Regions from separate parts of the Homo sapiens genome. Here region 1 is linked to region 2. A link is an interaction called in ENCODE POLR2A ChIA-PET data of the cell type or tissue named here. Cell type or tissue: Panc1. All regions are shown on one strand. Each heading gives the region's core, and the rest is flanking DNA. Links, peaks and the distances in the headings are about the cores only.

Region 1 (4,391 bases), core at 294-4,293, 56 kb after region 2:
CTAAAAAACAGAAAAATTCAGCTGGGTGTGGTGGCACACACCTGTAATCTCAGCTATTCCGGAGGCTGAGGCATGAAAATCGCTTGAACCTGGGATGCAGAGGTTGCAGTGAGCTGAGATCATGTCACTGCACTCCAGCCTGGGCAACAGAGTGAGACTCTGTTTCAAAAAAAAAAAAAAATCCCTGTGCTCAGTCAAGTTTGATGGCTCATGCCTGTAATCCCAGCACTTTGGGAGGCTGAGGCCAGAGGATCACTTTGGGACCAGCCTGGGCAGCATAGTGAGATGCTGCTTCTACAGAAACATAAAATAGCCAGGCATGGTGGTGTGTGCCTGTAGTGCTAGCTACTTGGGAGGCTGTTGTTGGAGGGTTGTTTGATCCCAGGAGTTTGAGGCTGCAGTGAGCCATAATTGTGTCACTGCACTACAGTCTAGGTGACAGAGCAAGACACTGTCTCAAAAAAAAAAAAAAAAAAAATTGCCCATGCTCAGTCTCTCCCTCCAAAGGTGTGGGGGTGGGGCAGGAGGCTCCTCAGGACCTGCTAATGAAATGTTGCTTTTCCCAAATCTCTTGATGAAGTTGTAGCAAAAGGAGCTCCGACTGAACTTCCTCTTCAGAAGCCCTTGGGGAATTGAGACATTGAGCCCAACAGAATGTAAATCAAAGAAGCCATCCTTGCCATTAACTCAAAATGGATCCAAGACTTAAATACGACAGCTACAACTTTCAAAACTATAAAATTCTTAGAAGAAAACATAGGGGTAAATCTTTGTGACCTTGGCAATGGTTTCCTTCATATGGGAACAAAAATACGAGCAACCAAAGAAAAAAATAAATAAATTGAACTTCATCAAAATTAAAAACATTTCTGGCTGGGTGCAGTGGCTCACACCTGTAATCCCAGCATTTTGGGAGGCTGAGAGGAGTAGCTCACTTGAGGTCAGAAGTTCAAGACCAGCCTGGCCATTATGGTGAAACCCTGTCTCTACTAAAAGTACAAAAATTAGCCGGATGTGATGGCGCACACCTGTAACCCCAGCTACTCGGGTGGCTGAGGCAGGAGAATCACTTGAACCTAGGAGGCGGAGGCTGCAGGGAGCCGAGATTGCACCACTGCACTCCAGCCTGGGTGACAGAGCAAGACTCTGTCTCAAAAAAAAAAAAAAAAAATTAAAAACATTTCTGCTTCAAAGAATATGTCTTGTGGAGAATACTTCTTTGCAGTTATATTGTCTTTATAACCCTGAATAAAAAATTGCATGTGCAGAGTTCTGGCATAAGGATAGACATATAGGTCAATGGATGTCTATTCGATGGAGTAGAATTGAGATTCCAGAAACAAAACCTCACAGCTATGGTCAATTGCTTTTCCACAAGTGTGCCACAACAATTCAATGGGAGAAGGAATAGTCTTTTCAGCAAATGGTACTGGGAAAATTGGACATTCACATGCAAAAGAATGAATTCGGACCTCCTCCTTCACATCATATACAAACATTAACTCAAGGTGGATCACAGACCTTAATGTAAGAGCTAAAACGCTAAAATTGTTAGAAGAAAATGTAGGTGTCAATCTCCATGACCTTGAATTAGGCAATGGTTTCTTAGATATGACACCAAAAGCACAAGTGACTGTGATGGTTAATTGTATGCGTCAACTTGACTGGGCTAAACAATGCCCAGATATCTGGTCAAACATTATTTCTGGCTGTACCTATGAGAATGTTTCCAGAAGAGATTAGCATATGATTTGGTAGACTCAGTAAAGAAAAGCCTCCCTCCCCGCTGTGCGTAGGCATCAGCCAGTCTGTGGAGGGCCCTAAGAGAACAAAAAGGCAGAAGAAAGGTGAATTTGCTCTCCCTGCTTGAGCTGGGACATCCATCTTCGCCTGTCTTCAGACATCAGTGCTCCTCGTTCCTGGCCCTTCAGACTTACACTGAATTACATCATTGACTTTCCTGGTTCTCCAGCCTACACAGACAGCAGCTCAAGGAGATTCTTGGCTGATTCTTCCATATTATGTGTGTGTGTGTGTGTTGCTGTGCTCATATAAGTATGGTTGTGGTGTGGTTGCTATTCTCAGCTGGACGAGAGAAGACTCTTGAGGTGGGCTAGTATCTGTCTTAAATTCCTTAAGGGCTATAAAAGAGAGAAGGAATTCAACTTTCTCTCCAAGTCAGAGCCATAAAAATGGGAACAAAAGAAGGTTGTTACAGGGAAACAGGCTTCAGCTCAAGGTAGCAGGGAATTTCCTACAGGGCTTTACCAGGAGGCAAGGGGCTGCCTCAAGAGGTGGTGAGGAGAGGAGAGGTGTCCAAGCAGAGCCTGGACGAGCCCTTGGTGGTGTCATGCTGCGTGTAGCAGTCTGGGCCAGACAGCCTCCAAGCCTCCAACCTTGAGAAGCTCGGGTTTTGTGGATTACACAGCGAGTCAGGTGATGACTCTGCAGGGAGGCTGCCAGCATTCTCTGTGATGCTCTTGTGAACTGGAGAAAGGCCAATTTGCTTCAGCAAGGAGAAAGGAAGAGGCCGACAGTAAATTCCTGTGATGGCAGGCACCCTTTAGGAAATGGACTGTGTAAGCAGGTGGGGGAGCCTCTCCTCCTGGGCTGTGAAAGAAAACAGGGCTCCCTCTAGCTCCTCCTGAAAATTGGACAGGCAGCTCTCCTTCTCTCTCTCTCCTTTTGGGATGGCAGCTCCACGAGAGACCAGCCTGGGGGATATGTTAAAGGCATAAGAAAGGGTAGGTCTCTGTGGGCACAAGAACTTGAGGCTTTCCCGAGGTGGGAGGACAAGGTTAGGCTGTGGCTGGGTGGGACTGGCTCACACCGAGTGGAGGGCTACCCCTTTCACATCCCACCTGGAAATGCTCCTGCAAAGATGGAGTGAGAGCCTCTCCCTTTTCTGCCCACCTTCCTCTCAATATGGAGGAACCCACCTCCCCGCAAAATGCTGCTCTACAGTCCTTTGGCAATTTTCCTTTTGAAAAGCTGACCAATAAAGTCCACATATCATATACTTCCATTCAAATGAAAGTCCAGACTAGGAAAATCTACACAGACAGAAAGTAGGTTACTGGCTGCTTAGGGTCAGGGGGAGAGAGATGTAGGAGGAAAATAGTTTAAAGGGTATGAGGTTTCTTTGGGGAGTGACAAAAATATCTAAAATTGGCTGGTGATGGTTGCACAGCTCCGTTAATACACTACAAACCATTAAATTGTACACCTCAAATGGGTGACTCTGTGCTATGTGAATTATATTTCAATAAAGCTGTTTAAATGAAAGAAAGCTGATTGTTGGACAGTCCTTCCTTAGCTGCCCCACCTCGCTTTATTTCCAAGGAGCCCTGGAAGAACGTGTGCCGTGGATCCTTCTGCACCTGGCCTGTACCAGGGCCACTCTTGGGAATGTTGTTGCTCGTGCTGGGCGCCACTCTGTGGGGCTGGGCACCTCGTTGTGATTGCAGATGGTTGGCCAATGCACCGTGTGTGTGCAGCAATGAGAACTATGTGGAAGGCATTTAATACAGTGACTCACAGGGTCATGCTTGGAAAATTAATTCAAATTGGCTTGCATCAAGCCAAGGAAAACTGTCTGAAGAGGCTGTAAACAGAAGGTAATGGATTGAGCTGAAGCAGGGCTAGAGGGAAGGCACAGGGGGAGACAGCTGGCAGGAGGGGGTTGGTGTGGGGACCTGGTTGGGGGTGGGGCACAGAGGCTGAAGTCCGGGAACTCCATCTCCTGCCAGTTCCTCTCCCCACTCTGGAGTCCCCGGTACCTGGCCTGCTTCCCCTGGTCACACTGATCCTTGTCACTCCTGGGCATCCCGGGCATTTAGATATTTCTGTTTGCACTTTCTCTCTGTCCCGACTGGGAGCTCCCTGAGGGCAGGAAGGCGGTATCTGTAGACAAAGGAGAGCTATGAGTTCCCCGAGTGTCTGCCCCGCGAGTCCCTGGTGGGCTGCCAAGGGGCCCCAGCTTTTTAAACCCACACCTCACCAGTAAAAATATGAATGCAAACTTTACCTCCAGTGGTTTGCGCTGGGAAAATACAGCTCTCCTTATGGGTTTTCTAAAGAGATGTTATAATTTTTTTTAACAGATTTATTGAGGTATAATGTAGATACCACAAATTGCAAGTGTATAACTCAGTAATGTTTAGAAAATTTATAGAGTTGTGCAATCATCACCACCATCTCTGCTCAGAACATTTCCATCCCTAAATATGTCTTTTAAACTATGCCTTACCCCATATTCTGATGCACACAGGGACGTAAGATGTCCCCTTTCTTCCCCTCCCCAGTTCTGGAAAGTGAAAAGCTCAGTGACCTGGGGTCCTGCCATCTGTGTAGACACCAGCTGGACCCAGTTGTTGGGCTCTAGACTTGCA
Region 2 (4,391 bases), core at 194-4,193:
TAATGGTAAGACAAAGCTTTATACAGCTCCATTCTCATGAATGGGAAAAATCTAGCTTTATTTATTGATTACCTCTTTCATTTATTTGACAAATATCTACCAACACCTAGCATGTGCCTTATCCTGTTCTAGGTCCTGGGAATATAACAGTGAACAAAACAGATTTTTTAAATCCTGCCTTTATGAAACTTATATTCAACTAGATGAAATGGTTATCATCATAGAAATACACACATTTTCAAAATTTAGTCAGGAAGAAAGACAAAAATCTAAACAGAGAAAATGCCACGGGGAAGAACAGGAAAGTTGTCTTTGAATTACCTCTTTAAAAGAATCAACCTAGGCTCAGTCCACAAAAGAATTATGTCAGTCCTCAAAAGACAGATAATTTCTCTCCTGTTCCAATTTTCCAGAGCAGAGAAATAAGAAAAACTGCCCATTTCTTTTAGTAACAGCTGGAAAAGGTAGTACAGAAAAACTATACTACAGTCTAATCTCACTTTTAAATACTGATATAAAAATCATATCTAGGTCAGGCATGGTGGCTCATGCCTATATTCCCAGTACTTTGGGAGGCCAATGCAGGAGGACTGCTTGAGCCCAAGTGATCGAAACCAGCATGGACAACATAGCGAGACCCTGTCTCTTAATAAAAAAAAAAAAAAAAGAAAGAAAGAAACAAAAAAGTCATAAATATACAGAAAAACTATTGATAGAATTTACTACATTAACAGGTTAAATAGAAGCAGAGAGACCTTGGGAGACACCAAAGGACCACTTGATAAAATTTGGCATCCAATTCTGATTTTTTAAAAAGACAAATCCTTAGTAAAAATAGGAGTCAGGATTTATCCTTAATGTGATAAAAATACATATCACAAACTAAAGTCAAGAACAAGCAAAGAGACTATTAGCACCACTATTATTTAATAGCCAGTAGAATCAGATAAGAGAACCAGATAAGTGATTATAAAGGGAAAAATATTGGAAGAGGAAAGTCATCACTATTTGCAGATAATATGGTTATATACCTGGAAATGCCAACAGAATCAAGAGCAAAACTAGGAAAGGCCAGGCATGGTGGCTCATACCTGTAAGCCCAGCACTTTGAAAGACTGAGGCAGGAGGATTGCTTGAGGCCAGGAGTTTAAGACCAGCTTGGGCATAACAAGAGCCCGTTTCTACATAAAATTTAAAAATTAGCCAGGTGTGGTGGCATGTGCCTGTAGTCCCAGCTACTCAGGAGGCTACGGCAGAAGAACTGCTTGAGGCCAGGAGTTTGAGGCTGCAGTGAGCTGTGATCGCACCACTGCATTCCAGCCTGGGCAACAGTGAGTCCACGTCTCAAAAAAAGAAAACAACACTAAAAATACACAAAACAATAAAACTAGGAGAAATAAAAATAAAAAGATTGTTAGGTAAAGTGGCTAACGAAGAATGCTAGGCACTCCAGGCTGGGTAACAGAGTAAGACCTTATCTCAAACACATACACACACACACACACACACACACACACACACACACACACACACACCAGTAGCTTTCTCAGACACCAACAATCCTCACTTAGAGAACATAGTAGGGGGCCAGGTGCAGTGGCTCACGCTTGTAATCCCAGCACTTTGGGAGGCTGAGGCAGGCAGATCACCTGAGGTCAAGAGTTCAAGACCAGCCTGGCCAACATGGTGAAACCCTGTCTCTACTAAAAATACAAAAATTAGCTGGGCATGGTGGCACATGCCTGTAATCCCAGCTACTCAGGAGGCTGAGACAGGATAATCACTTGAACCCGGGAGGCGGAGGCTGCAGTGAGCCAAGATCATACCACTGCACTCCAGCCTGGGCAACAAGGGCAAAACTCTGTCTAAAAAAAAAAAAAGGGAAAGAAAACACCATGGGGGAAAAATGTCCCATTCACAACAGGAATATATACTACAGAGCACTTGAGAATAAGTCTGACAAGCAATGTGAAAAATAAACTTGAAAAAAGTCATAAAACACAAAGACAACAGAACTAAATATAGAGAGACCTTGAATTTGAATAGGAAAACTTAATACTACTAAAAAAAAAAAAGAAGGAAAGAAAAGAAAAAAAAAAGGAAAAAAATGTTGATTTTCCTAAGACTCTCACCTAGTCAATGCAAGTGCAATCGGAATCCCAACGGACTTTTTTTAAAAACTTGACTCTAAAGTATATGTGAATAAAATGCATGGGAAGATAAATTTCAAAACAAGAGTAATTTTTTAAAGGCCTGCCCCTATCAGATTCTAAAATTTCTGCAATTTATTAATCAAAGCAACATTTAAATACATTTTTTAAATTGCAGTACACATATGACCCAGCTCATCATTAACTGTTTACATTCAATGCTTGACCCCAATATCAATTCAAAGGTCATTGGGGTCCATTATTTGGATATCACTAATGTAGACATTTCCTGCTACCAACTCTAAATAAGCAGTTCTATGCCACATTGCTACCATTGCCTGCTCTCTATCAAGCTAATTTAAGGACTTTCTTATATACATTCTCCCAAATAACAACTCTACAGCAAGGAGTGAGGTCACCCCTTCCTTCCAATTCCACTCATCAGAGAGGTCACTGGTATCAATGATTTGGGACCTGCTACTTCAATAATCAACCTAAAAAATACAGGTACCCTGGTGGCCGTAGAGAAACCTTCCAGTAGACAAGAGGGGAAGATGACAGAAGTCACACTCCAGTTTGACTGAGAATTGAAGGCAGATGAGGTAGAAAGGTAGGGAGTGGAGACCTAAAGGAGAAAGGAGATAAGATACTAGCTTATTAAAAGGGAGGCAGAGGAAAGAGAGATGTTGAAGGATGAAGGAAAACTTTAGCTTTTTAGGTGAGTGGAAAGAATTAAGAAAAGGGAGAAGGTGGCAATTGAAAACATAGAGCAGAAGTGTTGAATTTGACCAATAAGGTCCCTGCTCTCAAGTAGGAAGATGCATTTATAAAGGAATGATATACCATGAAGTACCTGGCAACAGATAAATCTAACAAGAAACATGAAGGACTCACCGTGATTCAGGGTATGGCCAGGGCCTCCTGGTTCCAGGTTTAGTGCCCTTTGCCTTAAACAGAATTTTACTCCAGAACACATGATCTAATGAGCACATAAAAGGATGCCCAAGCCAGGTGTGGTGGCTCACACTTGTAATCCCAGCACTTTGGGGGCCAAGGCAGAAGGATCAATTGAGCCTAGGAGTTCAAGACCAGCCTGGGCAACATGGCGAAACCCTGTCTCTACAAAAACTAAAAAAAAAAAAAAAAAAAAAAAAAAAAGCTCGGCATGGTGGTACACACCTGTAGCCCCAGCTAATCAGGAGGCTAAGGTGGGAAGATTGGTTGAGCCTGGGAGGCAGAGGCTGCAGTGAGCCTTGTTGGTGCCACTGCACTCCAGCCTGGGTGACAGAGCAACACCCTGTCTCCAAAAAAAAAAAAAAAAAAAAAAAGACACCCAACTTCATTAGTCACTAGGGAAATGCAAATCAAACCCAAACCCATCATGAGTTACCACTTCACACTTACCAGGATGACTAAAATAAAAATGAAACAGAAAATAACAAGTGTTGGCAAGGACATAGAGAAACTGGAACCTTCCTACACTGCTGGTGGGATTGTAAAATGACACAGCAACTTTGTAAAATAGTCTGACAGTTCCTTACAAAGTTAAACATAGCATTACCATATGACTTCACAACTCCACCCAAGAGAATTAAAAACATAAGTCCACACAAACACCTGTACATAACTGTTCACAGCAGCACCATTCATAGCAGCTGCAAAGCAGAAACAACCTGAATGTTCATCAGCTGGGGAACAGATAAACACCATGTGGTCTACCCATAAAATGGAATACTATTTGACCATAAAAAGGAATGAATATCTGATCCATGCTACAACGTGGATGGACCTTGACAATATCACGCTAAGTAAAAGAAGCCAGACACAAAAGGCCAGATATTATATCATTCCATTTATATGAATGCCCAGAATAGGGAAATCCATAGAGGCTGAAAGCAGATTAGTAGCTGCTGAGGGCCAGGGGGAAGGTGGGAAATGGGAGGGGCTGGTAAGGGGTTTCTTTTTAGGGTAATAAAATGTTCTAAAATTAGATAATGAGAGTGATGGTTGCACAGTTTTGAATACACTAGAAACCACCGAGCTGTGTATTTTAACAGGTAAATCGTATGGTGTGTGAAAGAAAATGGAACTGTTTTAACATGTGGGAGGAGAAAGGAAATTAATCCTCTACACAAAAAAGCCTTCTGTAGTTTAGAGGCAGTGGATATAAAGGACGCATCTGTGACTTGGGGCAAGTCTCTTTGTGACTTTCTACCACTATTTTCTCTTCTAAAAAGAAGA

The links. ChIA-PET counts read pairs that join two places held together with the same protein. Peaks named below come from ENCODE experiments on the same cell type or tissue, not always from the same donor. Only the 100,000 strongest peaks of a DNase experiment are listed, where the experiment ranks them.
Region 1: POLR2A ChIA-PET joins it to region 2 with 8 read pairs; 3 of 35 experiments call an interaction of 5 or more read pairs at or near these places.

The regions. Positions count from the first base shown.
Region 1 is chrX:150,932,181-150,936,571 of GRCh38, forward strand. No RefSeq gene overlaps it. Among named protein-coding and RNA genes, the nearest start is that of LINC02927, 17 kb to the left of the region's middle. In Panc1, for the core only: no CTCF peak of the experiment used is centred there; a DNase peak (open chromatin) is centred at 2,432; H3K4me3 peaks cover 640 bases; H3K27ac peaks cover 2,868 bases.
Region 2 is chrX:150,876,471-150,880,861 of GRCh38, forward strand. All of the region lies in intron 1 of CD99L2 (CD99 molecule like 2), which reads right to left. Among named protein-coding and RNA genes, the nearest start is that of CD99L2, 20 kb to the right of the region's middle. RefSeq lists an enhancer at 4,229-4,328. In Panc1, for the core only: no CTCF peak of the experiment used is centred there; no DNase peak of the experiment used is centred there.